Regions from separate parts of the Homo sapiens genome. Here all the other regions are linked to region 1. A link is a contact called in ENCODE Hi-C or POLR2A ChIA-PET data. All regions are on one chromosome and are shown on one strand. Each heading gives the region's core, a stretch centred on a gene start or an enhancer-like site at or near the end of the contact. The rest is flanking DNA. Distances are from core to core; before and after follow the strand shown. Region 1 holds the start of FBXO5 (F-box protein 5). Region 2 holds the start of CNKSR3 (CNKSR family member 3). Region 3 holds the start of IPCEF1 (interaction protein for cytohesin exchange factors 1). Region 4 overlaps IPCEF1 (interaction protein for cytohesin exchange factors 1). Region 5 overlaps IPCEF1 (interaction protein for cytohesin exchange factors 1). Region 6 overlaps IPCEF1 (interaction protein for cytohesin exchange factors 1).

The links. A loop is a pair of places that touch in the nucleus more often than their neighbours do. ChIA-PET counts read pairs that join two places held with the same protein, here RNA polymerase II (POLR2A). Pooled maps may share reads with other maps.
Region 2: a map with no recorded cell type shows a loop between it and region 1 (5-fold over the local background). The contact joins the promoter of CNKSR3 here to the promoter of FBXO5 in region 1. A Hi-C loop is called at or near these places in 1 of 37 single-sample maps with no recorded cell type and 3 of 50 pooled maps. POLR2A ChIA-PET finds 5 or more read pairs at or near these places in 2 of 52 experiments (BJ and HEK293T).
Region 3: a map with no recorded cell type shows a loop between it and region 1 (6-fold over the local background). The contact joins the promoter of IPCEF1 here to the promoter of FBXO5 in region 1. A Hi-C loop is called at or near these places in 7 of 37 single-sample maps with no recorded cell type and 6 of 50 pooled maps.
Region 4: a pooled map shows a loop between it and region 1 (6-fold over the local background). The contact joins the enhancer-like site here to the promoter of FBXO5 in region 1. A Hi-C loop is called at or near these places in 2 of 37 single-sample maps with no recorded cell type and 3 of 50 pooled maps.
Region 5: a pooled map shows a loop between it and region 1 (5-fold over the local background). The contact joins the enhancer-like site here to the promoter of FBXO5 in region 1. A Hi-C loop is called at or near these places in 4 of 50 pooled maps. POLR2A ChIA-PET finds 5 or more read pairs at or near these places in 3 of 52 experiments (activated CD4-positive, alpha-beta T cell and activated naive CD4-positive, alpha-beta T cell).
Region 6: a pooled map shows a loop between it and region 1 (6-fold over the local background). The contact joins the enhancer-like site here to the promoter of FBXO5 in region 1. A Hi-C loop is called at or near these places in 2 of 37 single-sample maps with no recorded cell type and 10 of 50 pooled maps. POLR2A ChIA-PET finds 5 or more read pairs at or near these places in 1 of 52 experiments (OCI-LY7).

Annotation. Positions count from the first base shown.
Region 1 is chr6:152,981,171-152,985,499 of GRCh38, forward strand. It overlaps FBXO5 (F-box protein 5), which reads right to left and starts at 1,871. Exons shown (of 5, transcript NM_012177.5): 1 at 1,687-1,871. The coding sequence starts at 1,789. RefSeq lists silencers at 1,305-1,374, 1,855-2,174 and enhancers at 2,205-2,424, 2,715-2,834, 3,365-3,464.
Region 2 is chr6:154,508,432-154,512,760 of GRCh38, forward strand. CNKSR3 (CNKSR family member 3) reads right to left here and starts at 2,254. Exons shown (of 13, transcript NM_173515.4): 1 at 1,632-2,254. The coding sequence starts at 1,683. It overlaps LOC101928868 (a long non-coding RNA gene), which reads left to right and starts at 2,360. Exons shown (of 2, transcript XR_001744422.2): 1 at 2,360-2,531.
Region 3 is chr6:154,354,603-154,358,931 of GRCh38, forward strand. It overlaps IPCEF1 (interaction protein for cytohesin exchange factors 1), which reads right to left and starts at 2,201. Exons shown (of 12, transcript NM_001130700.2): 1 at 2,070-2,201.
Region 4 is chr6:154,300,212-154,304,540 of GRCh38, forward strand. All of the region lies in intron 1 of IPCEF1 (interaction protein for cytohesin exchange factors 1), which reads right to left. Among named protein-coding and RNA genes, the nearest start is that of IPCEF1, 54 kb to the right of the region's middle. RefSeq lists an enhancer at 2,383-2,432. Within about 2 kb of position 2,085, at least 4 of the 41 ENCODE cell types and tissues checked have a DNase peak (open chromatin) inside an H3K27ac peak, as active enhancers do.
Region 5 is chr6:154,227,328-154,231,656 of GRCh38, forward strand. The region is part of intron 5 of IPCEF1 (interaction protein for cytohesin exchange factors 1); the gene reads right to left. It also overlaps a transcript of OPRM1 not described here. Among named protein-coding and RNA genes, the nearest start is that of IPCEF1, 130 kb to the right of the region's middle. Within about 2 kb of position 2,609, at least 2 of the 41 ENCODE cell types and tissues checked have a DNase peak (open chromatin) inside an H3K27ac peak, as active enhancers do.
Region 6 is chr6:154,154,351-154,158,679 of GRCh38, forward strand. It overlaps IPCEF1 (interaction protein for cytohesin exchange factors 1), which reads right to left. Exons shown (of 12, transcript NM_001130700.2): 12 at 146-4,329. It also overlaps a transcript of OPRM1 not described here. Among named protein-coding and RNA genes, the nearest start is that of OPRM1, 120 kb to the left of the region's middle. Within about 2 kb of position 1,886, at least 11 of the 41 ENCODE cell types and tissues checked have a DNase peak (open chromatin) inside an H3K27ac peak, as active enhancers do.

The DNA.
Region 1 (4,329 bases), core at 621-3,120:
ATTTTTCCCCCAAGTGCAGACACTAATAAGACTCATACATGGCATTGTTTAAACTTCTCATTTACCAACTCCCAGCCCAGTCATATAGAGAAAAGTAAATTTTACAATGTTTGATCTTACATTTAACTTTTCAATATAGACCTGATCCTCCATATCAAATATCATAAATAAGGCTGCAGTCCTTAAAAATCTTTGTAACTCTTCTGTTAAATAATTAAGTTCCAGTCTCTAATACCTACAGATAACGACCATGTGGTCAACGTTAGGCATGGCTATTCCTTAAGAATTTAAGAGGCCCAATGCTTGTGACCATAAAGTAATCTTTAAGAGAAAATTTTACAAAAGCCTCCTTTGAAAACTACTTGGAAGTAACATATATGTATTTTTAATTTCATCTCCTCAAACCTGTAAACTGGGGAAAAAATTCCAACAGGCAGTCATTTCTTTCTGAGGAGCAAGGTAGTAAAGACAATTAGAGTTATCAAAAAAGAAAAAAAAAAAACCCTCATAAGGCCATCAAGCTTCAGAATTTCGATGGTAGACTGACGATCCAGGATCTTCTAGAAATATATTTAATCTATTAAAATTAAAATTAAGTATTTTTTTCTAGAGTTCTTTTTTAATAATAGAGTCATTACAAAATAGTACAATGCCGAATTGCTAAATTTTTTCATTTTGGGTTATTTCTCAGGTAAAAATAAGTGCATATAGATTTTATTTAGAGGTAGCAACAAAGAGGATAAAAATAAGCATTTGAGTGCATTCCATTCTCTGCAAGCTTTGAAATAAAGGACTATCTAATTCTTCATGAGTTATCGGGAAAAAGTCACCAATTCTTCGATTCTTACAAAATCATCTTAATACTATGGACAAATTCAAGGTTCGTAGTAAAAATTGCTTTTTTTAAAGTCTTCCCTTTCCACTCCAGGCCCTGAGACTGGGTTAACGGGCAAAGGGAGAAAAAATTGGGAAAAAGTAACGTTTTTGTTTGGATGTCCCAGTTGAGTTTGGTCCAATGAGTTGGGGGGGTGTCTCTCCATTTGGCGGGAGTGGGGAGGGAGACCCTGGAACTCCTGAGGGATCGGTGGGGCTGCCCCTCAGGGCGCGGGACACGCGGAGGAGGCGGGAGATAACCGCGAGCGCGATCTCCCGCGCCCGCCAGCAAGGCTGGGACCGCGAAAAATCGGGGAAACTGCCTTTGGCTGTGAGGGTGCGGGGCAGATGTAGAAAAGGGGCGCAGGGGGAGAAGGTGAGGCACCTGGCCAGGCCCTGGGGGCTTCTCGCTCGCAGCCCTGTCACCGCCGGGGGCCCCGGGGTGGGGGAGGGGAGGGGCATTTGGCGCCTATTCAAGCAGGGTGGGGTAGGTGGGTCTTCCGAGGAGGAAAAAGGGCGCCCTGGGATGCCACGACCCGCACCTCCCGGGGCTGGAGTCCACGGTCGGCGTGGGTGGCGGGACCCCGCGGCCCGCCATCCCGCCCCTGCACATCTGGCTCTTCTGGCTTCCCCCCGACACCCAGCCGCCCTCCTCCCGGACCCAGGAACCGCTGCCGCCGCCCGAGGCCGGGCGTGTGGCATGGCCGCGCGTCCAGGCTCCGAGGGACGTCGGGTCAGGGTCTCAGGCTGCGACCCTCCCCGTGCACCCCTCCTGGCGTGCGCGCCCCCCTCGCGACCGCTCCCCTCACTCACTATCCGAGGGTCGAGGGCGCCCGGCGGCTGTCACTGCGCTGGGGCTGGCGCTGCAGGAGCAGCGGGGTGGCCGTAGGGCGCAGCTGCAGGGGCGCCGGCTCATGCCAGCCGACGTGGAGTCTGCCTCAGGTGGAGGAACCGCTCCGGGGGCAGCTGAGCAACCTGCCTGCTTCACAGACCTGTATCTCTTAAAAGGCGCCAGCTGGTACTTTTAAAATCTTTGAATTTGGTGCCTAAATCCGCGCGGTCCAATGAGACGCGTCGCTTGCATGCGCGCACCAATAGGAGGGCAGTGGGTGGGGGCGCCCTCGTCCGCGCCCAATTGGAGGCTGCCGAGGCGGGGCCGAGCCGCGAAGCCCAGCCCCCTTCCAGCTTACCGGCTCCCCACGTCCGGAAAGATGCTACGGCCGGGGGCGGGACCTCCGAGCACGGGGAGGCCGCGGCCCGGCCACACGTGTGGAGGGTCTATCACGCATGCGTGCGCCCGCCAAGATTCCTTCCGCCGTCTTCTGGACCGGCCTCCTGCAAGTCCTAATCTCAGCCCAAATTCAGCGCTGGCTTCCATCTGGAGATCTTTGATGGGTACAAATGGTAGCCGACTTTCTTCGATCATCTCTCGAACGGGAGTTCGGTGAGCAGCAACTCGGCTCGTCCGGGAATCCAGACTTTCCGGAAGACGGACCCTCCCCCCAGTCCAGCTTAGCCCGCCTCTCTAGGATTTACGCGCGCGCTCTGCTCTCCCTCCTAACTCGACCCTCCCCTTGACCCACGCCTCTGCGCAGGCGCCTTGGCGGGCTGTGGCTGCGGAGTTGGCGGGTCGGCGCCTGCGCACTGGAGTCCCCCGCGATTTTTTCCTCCGGGGTGGGCGAGGAGGCTGTGCGGCCTTCCCCAGCGGCTGTAGCAGGAGACCTGCGGCTGCATCTCCCAGGGCCTTCCGGCGGGGCCGAGGGTAGGACCGAGGCACTTCTTCCTTGCAAGCGCGTTTATTTGTATTTTCAACCACACTTCAGACGCTACTGGTTTATAGGAACGTTAAGTTTACTGAGTGTGCAGCTACGCTCCCCTGGGTTTTTGTTCCTTTCCTTAAAGGGCCAGGTGTAGGAGACAGTAGTCCTGCTCCCAAAAAAAGAATAAATAGAAGTGCCCGCCCTCTTGGGCTGGACCCCCGTGGCCAAGGGAGTTTTTAGTGATGGCTGGCATGGACGTCAGTATGAAAGTGTACCGGAGTATTAGTGATGCTTAACTTTTCACAATTTGAATATGCACTTAAGTAGGGCAGTGCATTCCCTGAACTCAGCTTTATGGCTACAGCCCAGTGAAGCAACGGGATGTGAACTCCAAAACGGCGAATCCTCCTTTGCTGTTTCCCTCTGGTGCCTTTCTGCAGCCTCGGAGTGAGTTCTTGGCTGTAGTCAGTTTTCAGTACCGTTAGTGACGAGTCCGGTGGGGCGCGGCCAGGATTAGGATGAATCATACAAGTGCTGGGTGGATCCTGTCTTTACCTAAAATTTTGATAATTAGTTGTGGGGCGCGGCCAGGATTAGGATGAATCATACAAGTGCTGGGTGGATCCTGTCTTTACCTAAAATTTTGATAATTAGTTCATCATGGGTTTTTTGCCTTTTTCATTTTTAAAAATGTTAAAATAGTGTCACTCTTGATGACTTAAATTTTTTTCATCCCCGTAAACGCACCTGAGGCCTGTGCTTCCTTGCCTCACCCTAACCTGGCCCTGGGGCTAGATCCTGGAGATTCAGGGTTGAAAAGACAAAGTCCTGTCCTTTAGGGAGTTTACAGAGACCAATGGGAAAGAAGTTGACAGTGAACAATTTCAGAACACGAAAGAGGATATGAAAGAATGTAATCGGGGGTAGAGAATGCAGATTAGTATAGGTTAAGGATTTTGGATGGTCAGGACGCTTTCTGAGGCTTTGAACCCAGATGCGTTGAACTGGCAATGCAGGGCTGCATAATAAGCAGAGGGAATAATAAGCAGAGGGAATGCCTGACTACGACTTAGTGAACAAGAGAGAGAGGAGATGAGGTTAGAGAGGTAGGCAGAAGCCAGATCCTGTGGGACCTTGTAGTTTTTCCATGCAGAGTTTAGACTTTCTTCTGATTGCAGTGGTTAGCTGTTGGAAGGATTTTGGCAAGGTAGTTATTTGTTGATAGAATATTGAAATTATAATAGCTTTTTTATGTAAAAAAAAGAATGTAAATGTTAGCCTTTCATTCTCACAATAGGTTAGCATTATTTTCAGTGTACAATGGTCGTGCTTCTCAGTGTGAGTTAATTCTCACTGTGGCTACCAAAACCACACAGCTAGTAAGCGGAGATTCGAGTGCCCGTCTGCAGGATTCAAAAAGTCCATGTCCTTTCCTCTTATGCTATGCTAGCCTATAACACTATCTGCTGGAGTCCTGGTTGGTTTTAGTACATTTCACATTACTTCACAGTTTGACCTTAGAGATAATTGTATTCACCTCTTCTATTTTCAGATGCTGGCATAAATACAAAATTCGAAGCAGGCAAGGTTTCTCATTACATTAGTTTTTATTTGTATTTTTTTGAGACTGAGTCTCGCTCTGTAGCCCAGGCTGGAGTGCAGTGGCGCGATCTTGGCCCGCTGCAGTCCCTGCCTC
Region 2 (4,329 bases), core at 1,004-3,503, 1.5 Mb after region 1:
CTAAGTTGGACAGAGCGGCTCTAGAAGTCAACAGTAGCTGAAATTTGCAGTGTCTCAAGTTGGCTCTATGAGGGACATACAGATAAAATACATATCAACTCAGTTTCAGGAAGCTGCCAGCCTAGGGAATTTGGCAGCATCTTGAATGGAGGAACACACCTCATTTCAAGCTAGCGTGGGCATGGATGGCTTTTAAGCTCATGCTTCCTACCAAGTACTGGCAATGCCACTTACTCTTTACCAAGGGAAACCTAGTCACCAAGGCAGAAACATGTGTTGTTTTTAGCTTCATTTTATATAGGAGTCCAGGAAATTCTGCTCACTTGACAAACCCGTTCTCAAGGAGTTCTCCCAGAGGAGCAGGAAATGGTCAGACATACCCACTGACACACCCCACACACCTCGGACATCCTATTCCACGTGGTCTATGTGTAAGTCACAGGCGTGAGAAATGAGATGTAGCGGTGATCAGTTTTCATTATGCTGCAGCCATGGGTGGGACGGTTTGAAAGACGACCTGGTCTTACCAGTATTACCTACCTCACAGGCTTACTGTGATGACCAAGGACAATAACAGAGAGAGCTCTTAGCAAACTGTAAAGCGCTACACAATTCTAGTTATTACTGAGAAAGAACACCATTCCTCACCTGGAAGAGCAGATAGAAAAACAAATAGTAACTTGAAACAGAGATGTCGTTGGGGGTGGGGGGAAACCATGAAAATACAGATTGTTCTTGGTGGACTTTGTTCTCTTGAAAGTACAGAAAAGGGTTGAGTAAACTCTAGTACCTTTCCCTCGAAATCGTAGGAGACATTGAAAAGTAAGCGAGCCAGCTAGGAGGACAAGCTTCTACCTCTGCTCATTCCCCCCACCACCCCCCCACCGCCCCAGCCCCACTGCCTTCCTCATCCCAAATATTGTATGAATCAAGACAGTGGTTCCAAACAATTATATTTCTCCTTCCCAGTGCTTACATGTGGCCTGAAAATGCAGCGCCACCGGGGATACTGGCGCCTCCCGGAGCAAAAGTCACTGCCTCCCGGGGAGTCCTGGCTCGAGGTTTCTCCCTGGCGCAAATGCTATGGTGTTGGCTTTTGCGCGGCCCTCTCGCCTTCTCCAACAAAAACAGACAGGCTCGGCGGACCCGCCGGAGTCTCCCTCTACCTGTCCGACAGCCCTGTCACGCCTGCGGACGGCTCTGGGCAGGCGGCATGGACGAGGTCCCGCGGGAGTCACCCACACAAAGGCACCTTGTGCCTCTGCACTCGGGCCCCCGGGTCGCCGGGCACCGCACCGGGGCCAGGCAGGGAGAGCGCCCCCCGGCCCGAGTGCCGAGTCCCGAGATCGGCATCCCCAGCCCTCAACCGCCACAGAAAGGCCACCCCTACTCCCTGGTTTAAAGATAGGGCTCCCCTCGGCTTGCCACAATCCGCACCCTGGAAAGGAAGAGCTCGGAGCAGGTACGAGAGATAGGAGCGCACAGGCCACTCGGCAGAAGTTTGCATTGTCACCGGGCTGTGCCCTCACCGCTTCTCGCCGGGAGGAAGGGCCAAGTACCCTCTTCCCCAGCTCCTCGTCCGCCCCATCCCCGAGGCTGGAGGACTCCGGACCCCCCCAAGGCCCGCGCACCTCTAGTCCAGTCCACCACTTGTTTGGGGCTCCACTTGGTCACGGGTTCCATGGTAAACCGCTTCGCCTCTCGCTGGGCTGGAGAGTCGCAGATAAAGTGCTGCTGCCTGCGCTCCGGTGCCCCTTCCCGGGAGGGCGCGCCCGCGGCTGCTCCCCTGCGCCCGAGCGACTCCGTCAAGACTGCATGGCCGCGGTCAGCCAGTCGTCCCAGCGCGGCTCCGCCAGGGGAGCCCGGCCCTCTCCCTCCAGCTGCCACAGTCCAGCTGCAGCTCCTCCTTCCCCCGCCGCCGCCGGGATCCCGGGCACAGCTGCTGCTCCCGAGCGACGGCAGCTGCAGGCACGCCGGGCTGCGACCCCAGACCCCTGGCCTCGGCTCGGCACGGGAGCCTCCCGGCCCGCGACCACTTCCTCGGATCTCTCGAGGCGCGATCGGCTCTCCCTCGGCCGGTCTTCTCGCCTGCTGGCTCTCCGGGGTCCCCGCTCCGCGTGCGCTGGCGTCCCGGAGCCTTCCCGGCGCAGGTCCCACCTCCTGCGCCGCCCTCCCGTGCCGCCCTGGCAGGGCCGAGCGCAGAGCGTGCGCGCTCGGGTTGCAAAGTTTCAGCTCCGGTTGCTGCAAACCGAATAAAAGAGAGGGCGGGGCCGAGGGTCTAGGGAAACTCGTGGGAGGGGGCGGGTCCGCCCGAAGCGGCGGACTCGGGTTACTTTCCCTCTCTAAGCCGGTCCGGCTCACACCCGCAGCGTCCCGGGCCCCGCTTTCCTTTTCAAGGGGCGGGTTGTAGATCGCGCGCGCACCCTGGAGAGCCCGCTGGTTTGTGTGAGGCCCTGGCCCTGTGGGTAGCAGAACACTCTGTCTCGCTGTGAGCAACAATACACTAAAAAAAAAAGAAAAGAAAAAAAAAAGTAAGATCTGCATGTTCTGTTCATTTTAAATGCTTTATATCGTAATACTACTCTGCCATTAAGCCGTCATTTTAGGTTTCTTAAAGTAGAACAATTTTTTTTTTTAGATGGAGCCTCGCTCTGTCGCCCAGGCTGGAGTGCAGTGGCGCGATCTCAGCTCACTGCAGCCTCTGCCTCCCAGGTTCCAGCGATTCTCCCGCCTCAGCCTCCGGAGTAGCTGGGATTACAGGCGTCTGCCACTACGCCCGGCTAATTTTTGTATTTTTAGTAGAGACAGGGTTTCACCATGTTGGCCAGACTGGTCTCGAAATCCTGAACTCAGGTGATCCGCCAGCCTCGGCCTCCCGAAGTGCTAGGATTACAGGCCTGAGCCACCGCGCCAGGCCAGAACAATTTTATTTCATTTATATGTTGACTGAAATCGTAACAATGTAACTCTTTTAATGCTATTGCTATGAAATTTCAACTTTGCGACTAAAATTAGATTGATGGCTTTTAGCGTTATATTTTGCTATATTATAATTTCATATTTACAGAGTGAGCTAATGCTCCTTGGGATTAGTCATTAACCGTGAGAGGAAAGCTGTTAGCCAAGAAAAAAAAAATAGCTCGTGCACAATTTCAGCGCCTGGCAGGGGAGGGCCCTTCCACATTCATGGACTGCAACTGGGGCCAGAGTTAATGCTAAACTGGGGGAAAATCTAATTTGAATGCCTGCCTCTCCTTCAAGTTCTCCCTGCATCCTAACCGCCCCCCCAACCCCTGCCACCCTCGCCACCACCCCTCCCCTCACCCCCCAACACCCCCCCCAACCCCCCACCCCCGCCCCGCCCCGCCCAGCAACCTCTTCCTCCCACTCTTTTTGGCACTGAATGATTCTTACTTTCAATTACGGTTATTTATTTACATCTTCCTCTTGGAGACTATTAACCCCTTGAGGGCAGAACCTACTTGATCTCATATAGAGTTTTCTCTCCTCCCTTTCTTCCTACCACCTAACTTGTAGCACCCAGCACGGGACCAAAGGCAAGGTTGGTATTTATTCATTCAGTAAATATCCGGGAATGCTTCCTATGTGCCAGCCACTGTATTCATTCAGTATTTGTTGAATTCGTGTGATATGTGCTACTTACACAGGTCTGTTTGGACGCACATGTGGAAAAATAGCTAGCAGCCAGCCTAGCATCTGATGAGCTGGAGCATCCAAGCAAAAGAAACATTTTTAAAAAGCAAAACATCAGACCCACCTCCCATTCAACTCCCCTAGAGGACTGGGCAACACAGAGACACACAACTATCAAATATAGTGATTCTTTTTCTTCATCTAGCGAAAGTGACTGGCAGACCACACAAGTTGGCAAAGGCAATGACAAAATTCCTGATATAGTAGTTGTCCTTAAAAAAAAAAAAAGACCTTTAAACTTAATGACATCCAGCATTAACCATCTTTACAGCAGTCAGCAGAGAGAAGGACCTTGACACTGGTTCACTGGAAAGGGTAACCAACCTGATGCACACCTTTTGTTTCAGCAATCACTGCCTGTTGTGTGATTTCTGATTATGATTAGGGTGACCACATAACTTACCTCCAAATCAAAATATTCTTGAGCATGAAAGAAGCAACTATCAAGAATTACATTGGAATAACATGAATAAACTGGGCCATACGGTCCCCACAATTATAAAAGAAAGGTCAAATATTAATGATTTTGCCGTGGAATTTTACTTGATGTTTTCACGTCTTCAGATTCATTGGCAGTAGTCTTTACCAGAAGAGCTAAAACACTAAAATTCTGCG
Region 3 (4,329 bases), core at 951-3,450, 1.4 Mb after region 1:
CATCACCTCCCCTACGACCACCACTTCCAACACCACCCCCTTTATCTCCACCTCCACCTCCACCACCATGTATCGCCAACCCTTTCACTTTACTGACCTGGGGATTTTTCTGATCCCCGTTCTACACACCCTTTCTTTACTCCACACCTTCATATTCTCCTCTCCTCCTCCACTCTGATCTTTTCTAACATTCACTTTTTAAAGTGCCTGAGTAACAGAGATAAAGCAATGGCTTTCCTACCACATTCATTTTATGAATTATGCCAGTTATTCATTCATTCAACAAATATTTACTGAGAGCAGGCACTGTTCTGAGCACTTGGGAGCACAAGTAACTCCTCCATTTGCAGGATTCTCTTTAAGGCTAAAAAGCTTATTTTTTAGGATTTTTCTTCACACACACACACACACACACACACACACACACACACACACACACACACCATTTGCCACATTAGACCTACTTGCAAATTGTTAACCTGTACTGCAATTATCAGCTCACACTGCAGAGCCTCCAAGCTGGATGGAAAGCAGAAGTGAGCTGTTCAAAAGGATGCACGAGTCAAAAGGAAAGTCTCAGGCAATAGTGATGAAGTAATTTCTTATCTCTTATTGCCACAGCAAACTACCGCAGGAAAGAACTTCCTATTTCCATACTCTGATGATGTATATTTGCTTAACACAGCTTGCCTGAAATAGTTCATACATGGACCCACTCCAGAAAAGACACTTGATTTATAAAAAGAGGAATGGAAGGAAATTATAAGGTAAATTAAAGAATGAGTTCATCAACACATACACAAACTTACACCCTTTTCTTCCTTGCTTGCATGATGTGAGCAGAAAGAAATGTGTGTTCTTTCCATTTCTGTTTCTTTTCTTTCTTTCTTTCTTTTTTTTTTTTGAGATGAACTCTTGCTCTGTCACCCAGGCTGAAGTGCAGTGGCGCAATCTCAGCTCACTGCAACCTCCGCTTCCCGGGTTCAAGCAATTCTCCTGCCTCAGCTTCCCAGGTAGCTGGGATTACAGGTGCATGCTCCCACGCCCAGTTAATTTTTGTATTTTTAGTAGAGACGGGGTTTCATCATGTTGGCCAGGCTGGTCTCGAACTCCTGACCTCAGATGATCCACCCGCCTTGGGCTCCCAAAGTGCTGGGATTACAAGCGTGAGCCACCGCACCCGGCATTCTATTTTCTATTTTCTTTTCTTTCTTTTTTTTTTTCTTCCTGTAGAGATGAGGTCTCATTATTTTGCCCCCAGGCTGGTCTCAAACTCCTGACCTCAAGTGATCCTCTCGCCGTGGTCACCCAAAGTACTGGGATTACAGGTGTGAGCCATTGTGCCCAGCCCTCGGTTTCAATTTTCTACATAAAATAAATAACTCGATAGAAATTAGACTTTATCAAGGACAGCACTAGGAACACATAGGCCACTCAAGACTAATAGAGCCCACTGCTGTAGTCAAAGATGCTTCAGTGGGTTATAATTCTGACTTCTATAATTAAATACTTTCACATATACCCCAGCAAAGAAAAATCAAGTGCCCCAGACACCCTTACTAAAAGACTCTGAACCAACAACACCTAGCTTTCATTTTTATACCAGAGATATTTTGGCAAGCCTGAGACCTTTATCAAAGTGTAAAATGTCCCCCAGCTGCCTCCATGCAAAGGAAGCTCCCTTGCAAAGAACACACTTTCTCGAAAGAGGGCGGCCCCAGAGTGCTTCCCCAAATGAACTCCTCAGGACCCAAATACATGCTGAATTGTGCTTTTCTAAATCAAACCTGTGGTCTGCAGTCTAAACACCTATCAAGACAACACCCATTTAAGAAACATAAAAGCAGAGTGAGTACACAACTCTCTCCTCTTTCAAAGCTTTCACAGAATTAAAGAATCTTTAGCACCTGGCTTCCCAGATTACAGAGAGCTGAGTGAATATTACATCCCCAAAGTCATATTTCCTACCTCACTACTCTAAGGAGAGTGCTAGGGTATCCATTGCTTTGCCATCTTGATCTGTCAAGCAGTTACCTCTCATACATCAGCCAAGAAGTGACGTTACTTACATGCAATACAAAGAGAGTAAATCCAAGAGCAGTCTTATTCCTGGATTCAGAAGCCTCATAGTACTCTGAGGCCAAGCTTGAGGATTCTACTTAAAGCAGCCTCAGCTCTGGAAACTCAGTCAACCCAGAACTAACATTCAAAGCTGATCAGAGAGTAAAGCTCTTTCGAAAGAAGAGGAAGTATCATCTCCACTTCCTCAATCCTAACGTTCTTCCTTCTCATTGTTATGAAACCCTTCCTTGATGCCCATATCCAGGACACAGTACATGTAAGGCAAGCACACCCCATCTGCCTGAGTTCATTGATCACTAAGCACTGCCCAGTGTATTCATTTGCCGAGCACATTGGTGGAACAGTTCATGGTTCTGCTTTCCTGTTTTGGAGGCAAGGATGTTCATTTACAGGCATGGAGGGTGAGATGATCTGCAGAGTCATTCTCAGCATTTTTGGGTGAAATGCCACTTCAACCTCTTTAGGTTCAATCTTCTTTCAGATTTCCCTCTTTCCTCCTTTCCTAATCGTTCATAATGCTCTAATAAAGAGAGGGTACAGACACATTTGTAAAACGTATTTTAGGATAAAAATAAGTCTTAGCCTGCCATCTTTTGCAGTAGACATAGAAGAGTCTCTAACCACAAAACTTTTCTTTCCCACATTGGAAAAGGAAAATGGCAGGCTGAAAGTCAGAGATATTCCATCTCATTACAAATTCCTGCCCTCCCAATCTCCCTTTCAACACCAGCTTCTTGTTTCTCTATACCTTCTAGGGAAATGAATACAGCTGGGCGTGGTGGCAGATGCCTGTAATCCCAACCACTCAGGAGGCTGAGGCAGGAGAATTGCTTGAACCTGGGAGGCAGAGGTTGCAGTGAGCCGAGATCGCACCACTGAACTCCAGACTAGGAGACAGAGCAAGACTCCAACTCAAAATAAATAAATAAATAAATATGTATGTGTATATATATATATAATATATATATATAATATATATATTATATATATATTATATATATATTATATATAATATATATATTATATATATATTATATATATAATATATATATTATATATATTATATATATATAATATATAAAATATATATATTATATATATAAAATATATATAATATATATAATATATATATAAAATATATATAATATATATAATATATATATAAAATATATATATAAAATATATATATATATAAAATATATATATATAATATATATATAAAATATATATATATAATATATATATAAAATATATATATATAATATATATATAAAATATATATATATATATATATATATATATATAGAATATATAGAATATATAGAAACCTAATCCCCAATGTGATTGTATTTAGAGGTGGACCTTTGGGGAGTGATTAGGTCATGAGGACAGTGCCCTCATGAATGGTATTAATTTTCTTATTAAAGAGAACCTGGAGATCTGCCCACCCCTCCACCATATGAGGACATGGCCAGAAGACAGTCACCTAGGAACGAGGAAGCAGGTCCTCACCAGACAATGAATCTGCTGGCGCCTTGATCTTGGATGTCCAGCCTCCAGAACTGTGAGAAATAAATGTCTTTTGTTTGTAAGCCACCCAGGCTACGGTGTTTTGATATAACAGCCTGAATGACTAAGACAAAGATAAAATGTAAACTAAATCTGTGGAGGAGTGAAAAAATGAAAGAAGATGCTGTACATTTTGAGCAGGAACAAAATGAAGGTTCTCTCAGCGGCTTCTTGTTTGTGTACACTTCTATTTCTGGAAGTGCTGCCTCATCTTCTCCCTATATTGAGTTGTCTTCTAGTTCCCTGCTTTACGTAGAAAAAAAAATGGTACTAGGTGATATTAAAGGAATTTAGTGGTATCAACAGCATGGCCTGGCTTCTCACCAGACATTTAGATGCCATCATCAAAGATATCCTCAAAAGACATGTTATTTACCTTTATGGGGCCAGAATAGAGCCACTTAAATTCTTTGAGCAAAGATGATTTGTAGAATTAGAATAATCCTCAAAACGGCCGGACTGTCAGTTCAAGATGACGGGCTGACCACAGATTTGCTCCCTCCCTCCCCAAAGACTCCGTTAAAATGAGAAAAGTATAAAAAGTTTATAGGGCCGGGCACGGTGGCTCACACCTGTAATCCCAACACTTTGGGAGCCCCAGGCTGGCAGATCATGAGGTCAGGAGATCGAGACCATCCTGGCTAACATGGTGAAACCTGTCTCTACTAAAAATACAAA
Region 4 (4,329 bases), core at 835-3,334, 1.3 Mb after region 1:
GAGTATTATTACTTATTCTGATTCTTCAACTGAGCCTCTGAAAATATTTATTTTCTATTTGTTTAAATGTAGGTATTGAGAGACATGGCTTCCTTTTTTCTTTCTTTGTTAAACAAATGCTCAGATGTGATGGCTCATGCCTGTAATCTCAGAATTTTAGGAAGCTGAGGCAGGAGGATCGCTTCAGGCCAAGAGTTCCAGACCTGCCTGGGCAACATATGATGACCCACGTCTCTACAGAAAAATGTAAAAATTAGCCAGGCATGGTAGCGTGCACTGTAGTACTTAGCTACTTGAGAGGCTGAGGTGGGAGGATCCCTTGAGTTTGGGAGTTTAAGGATACATTGAACTATGATGACAACAGTGCACTCCAGCCTGGGTGACACAGTAAGACCCTGTGTCTAAAAACAACAAAAAAACACTAACAATATCAATAACAACAACAAAAAAAGAAGCAAAGTAGATTTTTCCGCCACCCCCCAAAAAACATAAAGTCCAACACGTAAACACCAGATTCCCCATGGGCTTTGAAGAAACAGACATTTTATGCCCCTTAGCAAATTACTCTTGGATGAAATTGGCAGCACTCTACTTCTTTAGGTAAGTAAATAAAGATTGTTATATTTGAAAACAATGGCTTTTATTGTTATGAACTAGGAGTGGCTTTAATGGAGAAGTTGCCCTGTTACTTGACCACTGAAAAGGAAGAGCTACAGACCAGCTATTCTAAACCCAAAGTAATTATTTTGTTAGACTTAGCTCCACATTTAAGTGGCTTATAATCAATAAATCTATAAAACAAGTTAACTCGGCCACTTACTAAAGCATATTTTACAGTCAATTATCTTGGCACATACACCCAAAAGTTATATTAATCACCCTTAAAATATTACATATATGCTGTATTTAAATTTTAGAGTTGAAATCAACATGTAGTTACACCTGTTTAGATTTTCCAGGTTAAAATCATTGTTGTCGTAGTCTATGGTCTACATGTGTATCCCTGATCCCTCACATTATAGTTTGGACTCAGCTGAGATATGAGGAAGGAATGATGAGGGAAGGGACCAGCATTCTTACGTGGATCGTCATCTCCTGGGGCCATGCACTGGTAGGATCTAGAGGTTTGTGATGTTCCCAAACGGTCATGAGACTCTTGGGCACAAGGGTTGAGGCTATCTGATCCAGGCACCCCATAAACCTTGAAATATTAGCATGGTGTTTTGTTAAATGTGTCTGTGTGTGTACCGTTCTCCAGGCTACGAAAGCACTTGTTTAATCTGCAGCATAGAACAGGCTGCATTCTTATTTAATGCTAGGAACACTTAAATCCAACTGGCTGGTTCTCAATCCGTGTCAAAGGCTCAGTTACAATAAACAGTATTTATATAATATTCTTAAAGGTACACCTATTACTCTATATTCCAGAGTTATTTATTGAGCCCTGGGACTTCGGGGGATCATGATCACTGAAATTGTGTGGATAATTTAACGTGATATGTGCATTTACAGCTTTCATCATAGTCTCAAATTGAACCAGGACATATAAAAAGTAAGAATCACTAATCCACATTTTAAGATTAAGTATCTCAAAGGAGGTAGTACTAATAAGTAAAAATAAATAATACCTTATACTCTCAAAAGGTTAAAAAAATTATACTAAATATTTTAAATCTAGATTCTAATTGAAGGCTTGAAGGCATTTGGAATGGAATAAACAGCGTGGTGCCTGAGATTTACGATGTGTTGGTTATGACATCTATTTGAGCGCTCATGGAGTTTTGCTGATTTGCTGATTCCTTGTTGTGTGCTGGATGTGTGAGTTTATAGATAGACAACTTCCAAATAAATGAGATTCAACTACACTTCATTTTCTGTGGAAACCATCCAGAGAGTTCTCATTGCTCACATTTGTGGATCTATATACCAATGCAAAGAAATGTTTATTCCAGTCTTTATCTGACAGCTAGCTTCTGTTATTGAGTTAAATCTCCTGAATCCAGTAACAGAAACATTTATAGACCTTGACTCCACAAACCACTAGGTTCTGCTGTCAGAAATCTCTGAGTCACGCTCACTTCGAGAGGCAGCAAAACCAAATTTGCCCACTTCCTCTTTCTTGTGTGCTTTATTTGTCTCATTTAGTTGTAACCACATGATATGGTGGGGGGAGTCTGGACACATATGGAAATCCTGCTTCTGCCTCCCACTAGCTGTAGGACTTTGGATAAACTATTATTCTCTCCAAGTCCCAGCTTTTTCTTTTCTTCTCTTTAGTGGGGGAAGGGGGTTTTGCTGTGTCTCCCAGGATGGAGTGCAGTGGCATGAGCTCAGTTCACTGTAGCCTCAACATCCCAGACTCAACTGATCCTCTCACCTCAGCCCCCCGAGTAGCTGGGACTATAGACATGTGCCACCACGCCTGGCTAATGTTTATATTTTTTGTGGAGACAGGGCTTCACCATGTTGCCCAGGCTGGTCTCGAACTCCTGAGCTTGAGCGATCCCCCAGCCTCGGCCTCCCAAAGTGCTGGGATTATAGACATGGGCCACTGTGCCTGGCCCAAGTCTCAGATTTTTCATCTGAAAAGTGACTATAACTTAGGACCCAGGGTGCTTGTAAGGATTAAATGACATAATTTTCATGAATTTACCCAGTTGTCATCAGGCACTTAGTAGATGCTTAATAATTACTTATTTCTTATCCTTTCCCACCTTCCTTTATTTTGTGTATTGACTCTGCAACACCCAAATATATGGATCACCATCACTACTTATCATCTTTAGTGAGGCAATGTTGACCAGCAACCCAACAGCTTTAGTAAATCTTCCTAAGTTCCCATCAGATTTTGAACGCAACTATATTATAGCTATGATAGCACTTTTTTTTTTTTTTTTTTTGACAGAGTCTCGCTCTGTCACCCAGGCTGGAGTGCAATGGCACAATCTCAGCTCACTGCAACCTCTGCCTCCCAGATTCAAGCTATTCTCCTGCCTCAGCCTCCTGAGTAGCTGGGATTACAGGTGCATACCACCACGCCCGGGTAATCTTTGTATTTTTAGTAGAGACGGGGTTTCACCATGTTGGCCAGGCTGTTCTCAAACTCCTGACCTTGTGATCCGCCCACCTCGGCCTCCCAAAATGCTGGGATTACAGGCATGAGCCACTGCACCCGGCCTATGATAGCACTTTTCACTTTGTCATTTGATTACTGGTGTACATATCCATCAGCTCTCAGAACACGAGAGGGTTGTTTTCTGCAAAACCTCTCCAATTTTAACGACATAATACAGGACGGGGAGAGACAAGAATGGCTCATTCACCCTTCTCCTTTTTATCATTTGTTTTGAAGAGAACTAACACAAAAAGAGAATGATTCTCATACATTCTTCTGTAACAACTATTGCCCTACTCTTAAATGTACTCCTGGCTAGGCACAGTGGCTCATGCCTGTAATTCCAGCACTTTGAGAGACCAAGGCAGGAGGATTGCTTGAGTCCAGGAGTTCAAGACTAGCCTGGACAACAAAGTGAGACCTTCTCTCTGCAAAAAAATTAAAAAATTAACGAGGCATGTTGGTGCACCTGTGGCCCTAATTACATGCGAGGCTGAGTCAGGACAATTGCTTGAGCCCGGGAGGTCAAGGCTGCAGTGAGTCATGATTGTGCCACTGCACTCCAGCCTGAGCAAGAGAGCAAGACGTCTCAAATAAAAAAAATAAAATGCACTCCTTAACCAGGCAAGGGGGCATGCATCTGTGGTCCCAGCTACTCAGGAGGCTGAGGCAAGAGGCTCTGGGCCCAGGAGTTCAAGAGCAGCCTGGTGCAACATAAGAAGATCCCACTTTTGTAAAAAAATTAAGTTAGCCTGGTGTGGTGGGGCACACCGGTAGTCCCAGCTACTTGGAAGACTGAGTGGAAGGATCACTTGAGCCCAGAAGTTTGAGGCTGCAGTGAGCCATGATTGTGCCACTGCACTCCAGCCTGGGTGACAGAGCAAGACCCTGTCTCAAAAAAATTTTTTTAATTAAAAAATAATAATAAATAAAATATACTTTAAAAATACATCAATAAGCAGCTTCACCAGGATAGAACAAAAGTCTGCTCTTCCTTAAAGAGTATAGTATTCGTGCCAATTTTTTCAGACTTTATTCATGTTGAGAATACTTCCTGAAATCACTCTCTTTTTCAATTTTGTGTGATGCAATTTAATAGACAGATAAACTTAGCATGAATTATTACAGGAAGGGTTGGCATCTCATTCATCTGTGTTCCCAACTCATAGCCCATCACTTAGGACACTAGTAAACATTGAATAAATGAATAAAAG
Region 5 (4,329 bases), core at 1,359-3,858, 1.2 Mb after region 1:
CAGTACAATAAATCGATCTCAAATGATATAATACACAAATCAATCAACAAAAATGTAACATACCTATATACACTTTTAGTAATATTTTTATTCATCTAAAAATAAAATTGGCCAGGCTCACTGGCTCACGCCTGTAATCCCAACACTTTTGGAGGCCAAGGTGGGAGGATCACTTGAGCCCAAGAGTTCAAGACCAGCCTGGGCAACATGGTGAAATCCCATCTCTGCAAAAGTATAAAAATTAGCCGAGCATGGCAGCACACGCCTATATTCCCAGCTACTTGAGAGGCTGAGGTGGGAGAATCACCTGAGCCCGGAGGTCGAGGCTGTCATGGGTTGTGATCACAACACTGCACTCCAGCCTGGGTGACAGAGTTAAAATGTGTCTCAAAAAAAAATTAATTAATTAATTAAATTTAATCCATGTAAAAAATAAATGGTAAATCTTCATTTGGGTGGATTCCTTTTCTGCATAAGTGAAACAGCTGAGATTCCCTTAAACAGGAGCCTAAATAAGTTTGGGTGAAAACACCTTAGTGTTTCCCCAGGAAATTATCACTTTATAAGCAGAAGCTTTTTTTTTATTCTGAAGACAGTTGAGCTATATTCAAAATCACAGATAATTTGTGTCAAAAAATGGTCCTTGCTTATTTGACTTGCAAAAAAAAAATGCCTCAAAAATGACAATCACAGAGGGCAAATCTTGAGAGAATGACAGTGTTCTTCTCTTCCTCCTCCTTTTCCTCCTCCTCCGCTTCTCCAGATCCCCTGTTGCCTATTATATTAACTAAAATAACTTTGTTGAATGGGATCCTTCTTCTTCAATTCCTAACTTTCTAAAAAGTTTCCTGCAGGCAGCCAAGCAGGGTGGCTCACGCCTGTAATCCCAGCGCTTTGGGAGGCCGAGGCAGAAAGATCACTTGAGCTCAGGAGTTCAAGACCAGCCCAGACAACATAGGCAGACCTTGTCTCTGTTTAAAAAAAAAAAAAAAGTTTCCTCCAGGTTCTATGCTGGTACCTGCAAGCTTCCCTCGAAATCCTGATGTAATAAAAAACTTGTTCTCCTGCCAGAGGTATCAAACCCATCGTTTGGCCATTGTACAAACTTCTCTTTCCAAATCTAGTCTTAAATTCAGAAGAAACACGTTCCTTTTCACTTTGTTTTATGATGTTCTATGATCTCAAACCTTTCTCCTCACAATTCAGCCCATCTAGTTTTCCCAGCATCTCTGATTTTGTTCATCTCAGTGGAGTGTCACGTACAGTTGCTGTCATTAGGCAGCATTAAATACATATTTTTATGAAAATGGCTGGTGTTACAACATTGGGGGGAAATGTAAAGGTTGCTGATCATCTCTTTGATCTCATGAATCACCTCTAGAGTATTTGTCTCCTTTAAACACTCTGCTCTTGGCCAGATGTGGTGGCTCATGCCTGTAATCTCAAGTGCTTTGGGCGGCCAAGGCGGGAGGATGACTTGAGGCCAGACGTTCAAGGCTGCAGTGAGCTGAGATGGTGCCACTTGCACTCCAGCCTGGGCTACAGAGTGAGACCCAGTCTCAAAACAAACAAACAAAAAACAGAGTAAAGGGTTCCAAGGTGTGAGCAAGGCAGGTTGCCTCCTGCTCCCTGGCCCTATAATGCCCTTCCTACCTCATTCCCCTAGATAAGTTTCCAGGATTCAACTTAGGTGTGACCATTTCCAAAACTTTTTCCCTATTCCCTTAAGTCTGGACTAGGTGCCCCCATGTCTGCCTCCAGCCCCAGGGGCGGCCCTCCCTTACAGGACCTCTCTTACTGTATTTAATTATCTGGTTGTTTGTCTGCTTCTCCAATGGATTGTGAGTACCTTGAAGGAAATAACTGTGTTGTTCATACATATTATTTATAAGGTGTGGAATAAATACATGTGAAATAAATAAATACATTTTTTGAATGAATGAATGAACTATAATCTTTTTCCTCTGACAATAAAGTGTTAAAATGAGATGCAGAAGGCAGTGTGGAAAAGTTTGCCGGTTTTTTTTTTTTTTTTTTTTTGAGACGGAGTCTCTCTCTGTCGCCCAGGCTGGACTGCAGTGGCGCGATCTTGGCTTACTGCAAGCTCCGCCTCCTGGGTTCACGCCATTCTCCCGCCTCAGCCTCCCGAGTAGCTGGGACTACAGGCACCCGCCACCACACCCGGCTCATTTTTTGTATTTTTTTTTTTTTAGTAGAGATGGGGTTCGCCGTGTTAGCCAGGACGGTCTCGATCTCCTGACCTCATGATCTGCCTGCCTTGGCCTCCCAATGTGCTGGGATTACAGGCGTGAGCCACCGTGCCCAGCAGTTTGTCAGTTTCTAAAAAAAGTAAGCATATAATTGCCATACAACTGAGCAATTCTACTCCTAGGTGTCTACCCAAGAGGAATGGATGCAAATGCCCATGCAAAGGTTTGCATGCAAATCGTTATAACAGCTTTATTCATAGTAACCTAGAACTGGAAACAACCTAAATGTCCATCAGCTACTAAATAGAATATGACACAGCCATACGACGAAATGCTATTTAATCATGAAAAGGAGCAAACCAGTGACGCTTGCTGAAACATGGATGAACCCTGAAAACATTCTGCTAAGTGAAAGTGAAACACAAGCGATCAGTTATGACTGTGTGATTCCATTTCTAGGAAGTGTCCAGAAAGGGCAAATCTATAGAGACAGAAAGCAGGACGGTGGTTGCCTGCGGTTGGGGGTGGGAACTGACTGTAAATGGGGATGGGGGATCTTATTGGTACAATACCAATTATTTAAAACTGATTTATTATGATGGTTGCATCACTTGGTAAATCTACCAAAAATGAATGAACTGCAAATTTGAATAGGGTGAACTTTATGATACATAAAATGTACCTTAATAAAGCTGTTTTTAAAAACATGAGGTTCATCAGTTATAACAAATCTCCCATGCAGATGGGGATATTGATAATGGGGAGGTTGTACATGAGTATGGGCGGGGATCATATGGGAAATATCTGTACCTTCCTCTTACTTTTGCTGTGAGCCTAAAACTGCTCTAAAAAAATTAAGTCTTTTAGAAATTAACTAAAACAGGACATCAGATTTTAGAATTTAAATGCAAAAATAAGTGTTCATTGCCATGATAACATTTGCCCTTTTCGTACCACAAGTATTTTGGAAAATATACAAAATTACTTCTTAGGTACCTACACATGTCAGAAAAGCAGAAGGGCTGACCAGGAGAAATGAGAGTGACGTGTATTCCCGAGTCTAAATAGGTCAAAGAGGACCAAGCCAGAAACAGATGAATGGTAATATAGGAAACTGTCATGTAGTTCCTGGTTAAAAAATGAAAAGTAATATTATATCTCTATTTTCAATGAAACCATAGTTCCTTAATTCTAAAACCCTGATTTCTTTACACTTCAATAATTCTGAAATCAGAAGACACCTTAGAATCTATGTATATTTTCATTGCAACATCTTCTCCCCTAAAACCTGTTATTAAATAAATTACAGGTCTTAAATAGAATCTTGAATTCAAGAAAAAAAAACAGCTAAAAAAATTTCTTTGTAATATACTTTTGTGTTTTTAAGTGAATATAGAATTGAAATTCTTGAAATTACATTGAGCAAATTTAATGAGGTTACCCAATGACTATCTGAATCAGCCGAAACTGCAAAAGTCTCCATTTCTCCATATAAATCTATTGTTTTCTCAGTTACTCCCCAAAACCCCCAGGGCACTGGAAACAGATGAGGTCTAAACTCTGAGCTGAGCTGCCCATTCTCATGCCGCCTTAGAACAGTTGTCTCTAGATTCTCACACTACACACAGACTCATGACCACTAGAGAAATCTGAATTATATTCTTTAAAATAGAAAGTAAAAGTAAAAGGAGATTGAAGAAAAGTTAGGATAAAATTCACTGTAAAAGTTCTAGTTCTATGGAGAAACAGTCATTCTCAAACACTGCTGGTGGTAATGCAAAATGGAACTCAACAGAAGGAAACTGGATAATAATCAGCAAAAATGCACTTGCCCATTGACCCAGAAATTCCACTTCTGGGATCTGTCCTAACTATACCTTGGAGAATATGTGGAATGACATGTACATTGCAGCATTGTTTGTATTTACAAAGGATTGCAAAGAATGCAAATGTCTGTCATCAGGTGACAGTTGAATACACTGTGGTATCCACACACAGTGAATAACTATGAAAAACGCCATACAACGCGTAGAGCAATCTCTAGGACATAGTGAGAGAAAAAGTAAGGTGCAGTACTATATATTTAATGTGCTAATTTTGTGTAAGAAAGGAGGAAGAG
Region 6 (4,329 bases), core at 636-3,135, 1.2 Mb after region 1:
TGCCTAGAAATAATAAGTAATACAATGTGCAAGTCAAATTTAGTGGTCCAATGGCAATTTTTGAAAAATCTAAATATTATTGTATTAATAAACCTGTAACTTGAGAACCACTGGAAAAGACCACATCGATTATTGTTGAAACAGATTTCCAATATAATTAGATCTTTTATTTAAAAATAAAAACAAGTCTAGAAGCGATTTTGATGACTGCCACCAGAGGGCACTGTAACCTTGTTGTAGACGATCAAAACGCAGCCATTAAACACTTCCAGCCACATGTTTATTTCTTTGAGAAAGCAACACTGCAGGACAAAAATGAACACCAGTAGTATATTTCAACTTTTTTTTCATGTCATTTGCCTAGATATATTTTTTTCTTATTTTTATTTTTATCTTACAAGTCAACCTCAAAAACATAAAGCAGGAGAGAAATGAGCCATGCCTCTTTTTCAGTTTAGAGGGGTAGCTGACACAGGATGAGAGCACAGTAAAACTTAAGCTAAGATTTCCACATTAATATCTTGCCCCCAAACACCATGCAGTGCTAAAAGTCACATTCCCATCATGCAAGCACATTAAAATATATGGCGATTAAAACTCCTGGTTTCTATTTTACGGCATTTGCTCTTTCCACGAGGCACACTTCCCTTTTGGGCTAAAGGTTAAAAAAAAAAAATTCAAATACAATGAAGAATCCATTATTTTCAATGTTTTCTATGTGGTTCTGGGGTCATGTGGGAAAGAACTGAGATGTGCTGAAGAGGCAAGGGAATTGCTTCCTGCCCCACGACACAGAGAAACGTGTGTCTGCTCAATGCCTCATTCAAGGAGACGAGTGGCTTTCTGTGAGGAGAGAAATTATCCCCCTTCCACAGTCCATTTCATACAGGCTGCAAACATTTAGTTTCAGGGACTTTTATTTTCAATTATGTATTACAAAACCCTGGGCAGGGCAGTCATCTCCCAGTTCTAGGATTCAATTTCTCCTGTGAGGTATACAAAAGAAATTGGAAGAGAAATAAATTGGAAAACCACAATTGGATATCATATTCTTGTTAGACTGAAGAAGAAATGCCCCCTAAAACTATGTGGATATGGCAGCTTTTCTGTACTTAACATTACTCATTAAATCATGTATGTGGCTATATCAAAATACTGTCTTTCGGCCAGGTGTGGTGGCTCACACCTGTAATCCCAGCACTCTGGGAGGCAGAGGCAGGCAGATCACCTGAGGTCAGGAGTTTGAAACCAGCCTGGGCAACATGGTAAACCCCGGTCTCTACTAAAAATATAAAAATTAGCCGGGCGTAGTCCCAGCTACTCGGGAGGCTGAGGCAGGAGAATCACTTCAACCAGGGAGGCAGAGGTTGCAGTGAGCTAAAATCGTGCCACTGCACTCCAGCCTGGGCAACAGAGCAAGACTCTGTCTAAAAAAAGAAAAAAAAAAGTATTTCTTACTAAGAGATAATGTACCTATGAATTTAAACATGTCTTAAATTTGAATAGCACTTCTTTTCAAAAGACTTAAAAATATTTTTTCTTTGAATCTGTTTCATCTCTGTGACATTGTTTGTGACTGGAGTGCTACCTGAGTAAATTATCATGATTACATGAAAAGCAATTAAGAGAAGAAGGTCAAAGGACCAACCTCTAATCACTAAGTTTGGTCTCTAACATTTGACAGCACATGCCTCAAAAAGCAAACAAAATAAACACTCTCCATTTCTTTAAATATATGTTTTTCATCCAAGGATCACACAGCACCTCCCAAGTAGTCTAATGTACAGAAAGAAAAGAAAGGAAACACAGCATGATTAGGTGAAACCCCAATCCATAGACAGCCCGCCAGCAGGTTGAGGCAGGACCACTAGGAGGAGACTGTGCTCAAGCACAGAGAGGGCCCTTTAGGTTTCAAATGGAGAATTTAGCCAAACAGCCACCAGGGCCAGCCGTATGCTAAGCCCAGTGCAATGAAACACACGCTCCCAGTCAAACTTCTTGGTTTCCTAGTGGGCTATGTGCCAACAGCAACTTCACAAGGTAACAGGTGAAGCGAGGTGGGGGGCGGAGAGGAGGAAATGGGCAGAGAGCCGCTGGGAGTCCTGAGACTCAAGTTCCTGCTTCATCACTGGGGGCTCCGGGCCAGGCACTTCACTGTAATAATCCACAATCATCTCAGAGCATGGGGCAGCGGGAGGGGGCTGAAAACACACCAATTTGCAAACTACAAAGTGCTGTGTAAATGTAAGGCATGGGTTTCACATTGAAATCTGACTCCAAACACAATCTCTTTCTTACGCTTCCTGGAGTCTTTGTAATCCTATACTTTAGGAGTCTTTCTAGGCCTTTGATCCTATTCTGAGATTTGAGCTGTTGTGGCAAAACTAAGAATTCTTTAAAGCAAAAGACGCCCTTGCAATGCAGGGCTCAGAGTGTCTATTTGCAATATATCAACCAGTGAAGGCATCACATCAGGCTCCGTTCTGGATCTACAGGCTAACAACAGAGGGAAAAGGTCCTCTTCACAACCCCAAAGAGGAGTCCTCTCCAAATCCTAATCTTTAGCAGGTGCCACAGATTTGGATCTACGTGTGCTGAGAGATTCTCCACTTCCTTCCTGAGCAGCCATGGTTTTCTCTCTCATTCCACAGCTCACAGACACTGCAGGACTGGGTATAGGAATTGGCCCTTGGACCCCAGGAAACTACCCCAAATGCATTTCAGAGATGACCCGGTCTCAAGAAATATACTGAAAGTAATCCAGTTTTCCCAATATTCTTTGGACCAGAAAAGTGGCTTGAGGCCAAGAGAGAGAAGCCCATGTCTTCCTACATTAAGTGTCACGGAAAGTGTCACCCACTCTCCCTCTCACTCCTGTCTATCCCCCCACCCACGTCTTAGTGGCCACAGCCTAGGCTGAGAACTCACAGAAGCAGCCCTACTTTCTAGCACAACCTGGTCAAAAGCAAAATAATTTACAGGGGGAAAAACACGAATGAGCAGGCAATGGGGCTCCAGAAAGCCAGGTGCAAAATTGTGAAGTTCAGTTTCCCTTTCACTTTGGGAAGCTCTGCAAAGTAAGCTTTAACTAGCAAAGCAAAAACTTCTAGGCTAATGTTCTTGACTTTGAAAAATAAATTTAAGCCTTGGCTAAGTAATCCCAGGGATCTTTTTTGCCTTAAGTTTCAATGGTACTAAAGGAGTTTACAGTTGAAAGGCTGGGGAAATATGTCTTCACGAAAAGCCAAAGGAAAGCATTCAAAGCTATTCACAAACCCTGCTCAAAAGTGTCTGGAGCTCTTCAATTTAAGAAAAACTGGAAGTCTACAGGCTGGTGTTGCAAACCAAAGAAAAATAGGTGGAAGGGCACTTTATGTCACACTGTTATTTCTGCTATTGTTATTTGTTGTTCCTTCAATACTCTTTACATTGCCAATCCTAAATAATTTCCCTTCTGGTATCTGCTAATCACAGAAAGAATCAGTAATTTCCAGGGGCAAAAGGTTAAAGCACTGCTTTCCTAAACCAGGGCATCAGGGTGCAATCTGAGGATCTGAATGTTCTCTCTGTCAGGTCACCACAGGTCAAACTCATCTTCAGTGGCTTCCCTAGGTGGAGAAGTACCCACATGTTTGCTGGGCCAAACTGACTGGCCTGGCCTCTTATCTTAGAGAAGTTTCTAGCAGTACAACTTGCTTCTTGTTTTTTGTTTTTATTTCTTAATGCTAAGGTTGTTTTTTGTTTGTTTGTTTGTTTACAGAGTATTAAGGCTTCTTAGTAAAGCTTGGGGAACTATTCAACAACTATTTCCATTTTGTTTGCAGATATAATTCAGGTGGTTCCTTCCATTTGAATGTCAAGCCACACTTTGAAGCTATAAAACAAAATAGGTTGTGTGAACAATTTGTTACGGGTAGGCAGGGCCAACATGGGTACTTGGTGGGTTGTGGTTATTCCTATGGTGAGAAATATTCATGGTGATTAGTAAGGGAAGACTTTCATATTGTTTCTCTATAGCTCTCTTTAACACAATGATTTCTAAATTTCTATTAGTCTTTAATGAAAAGATGACATTAGTTGTGTTGCCTTTGGTCTAAGGTTTGCAGGCATAAATGGCACAAAGCTTAAAGTTTATTTAATAGAAAGGATAATCTAAGATGAAAGTCCTTTGCTGGTTAAAAGAGTGACTTACAAGAGATAGAAATCTAAATTTAAGAGCTCATGGGGGTTGGGGTGGGGAAGAAAATGAAAAATTATGAATGCATGCCCCATTTTTTTCCCACAAGATTTCCTGAGCATTCCTCAGACACAGTGCAACATCATAACACC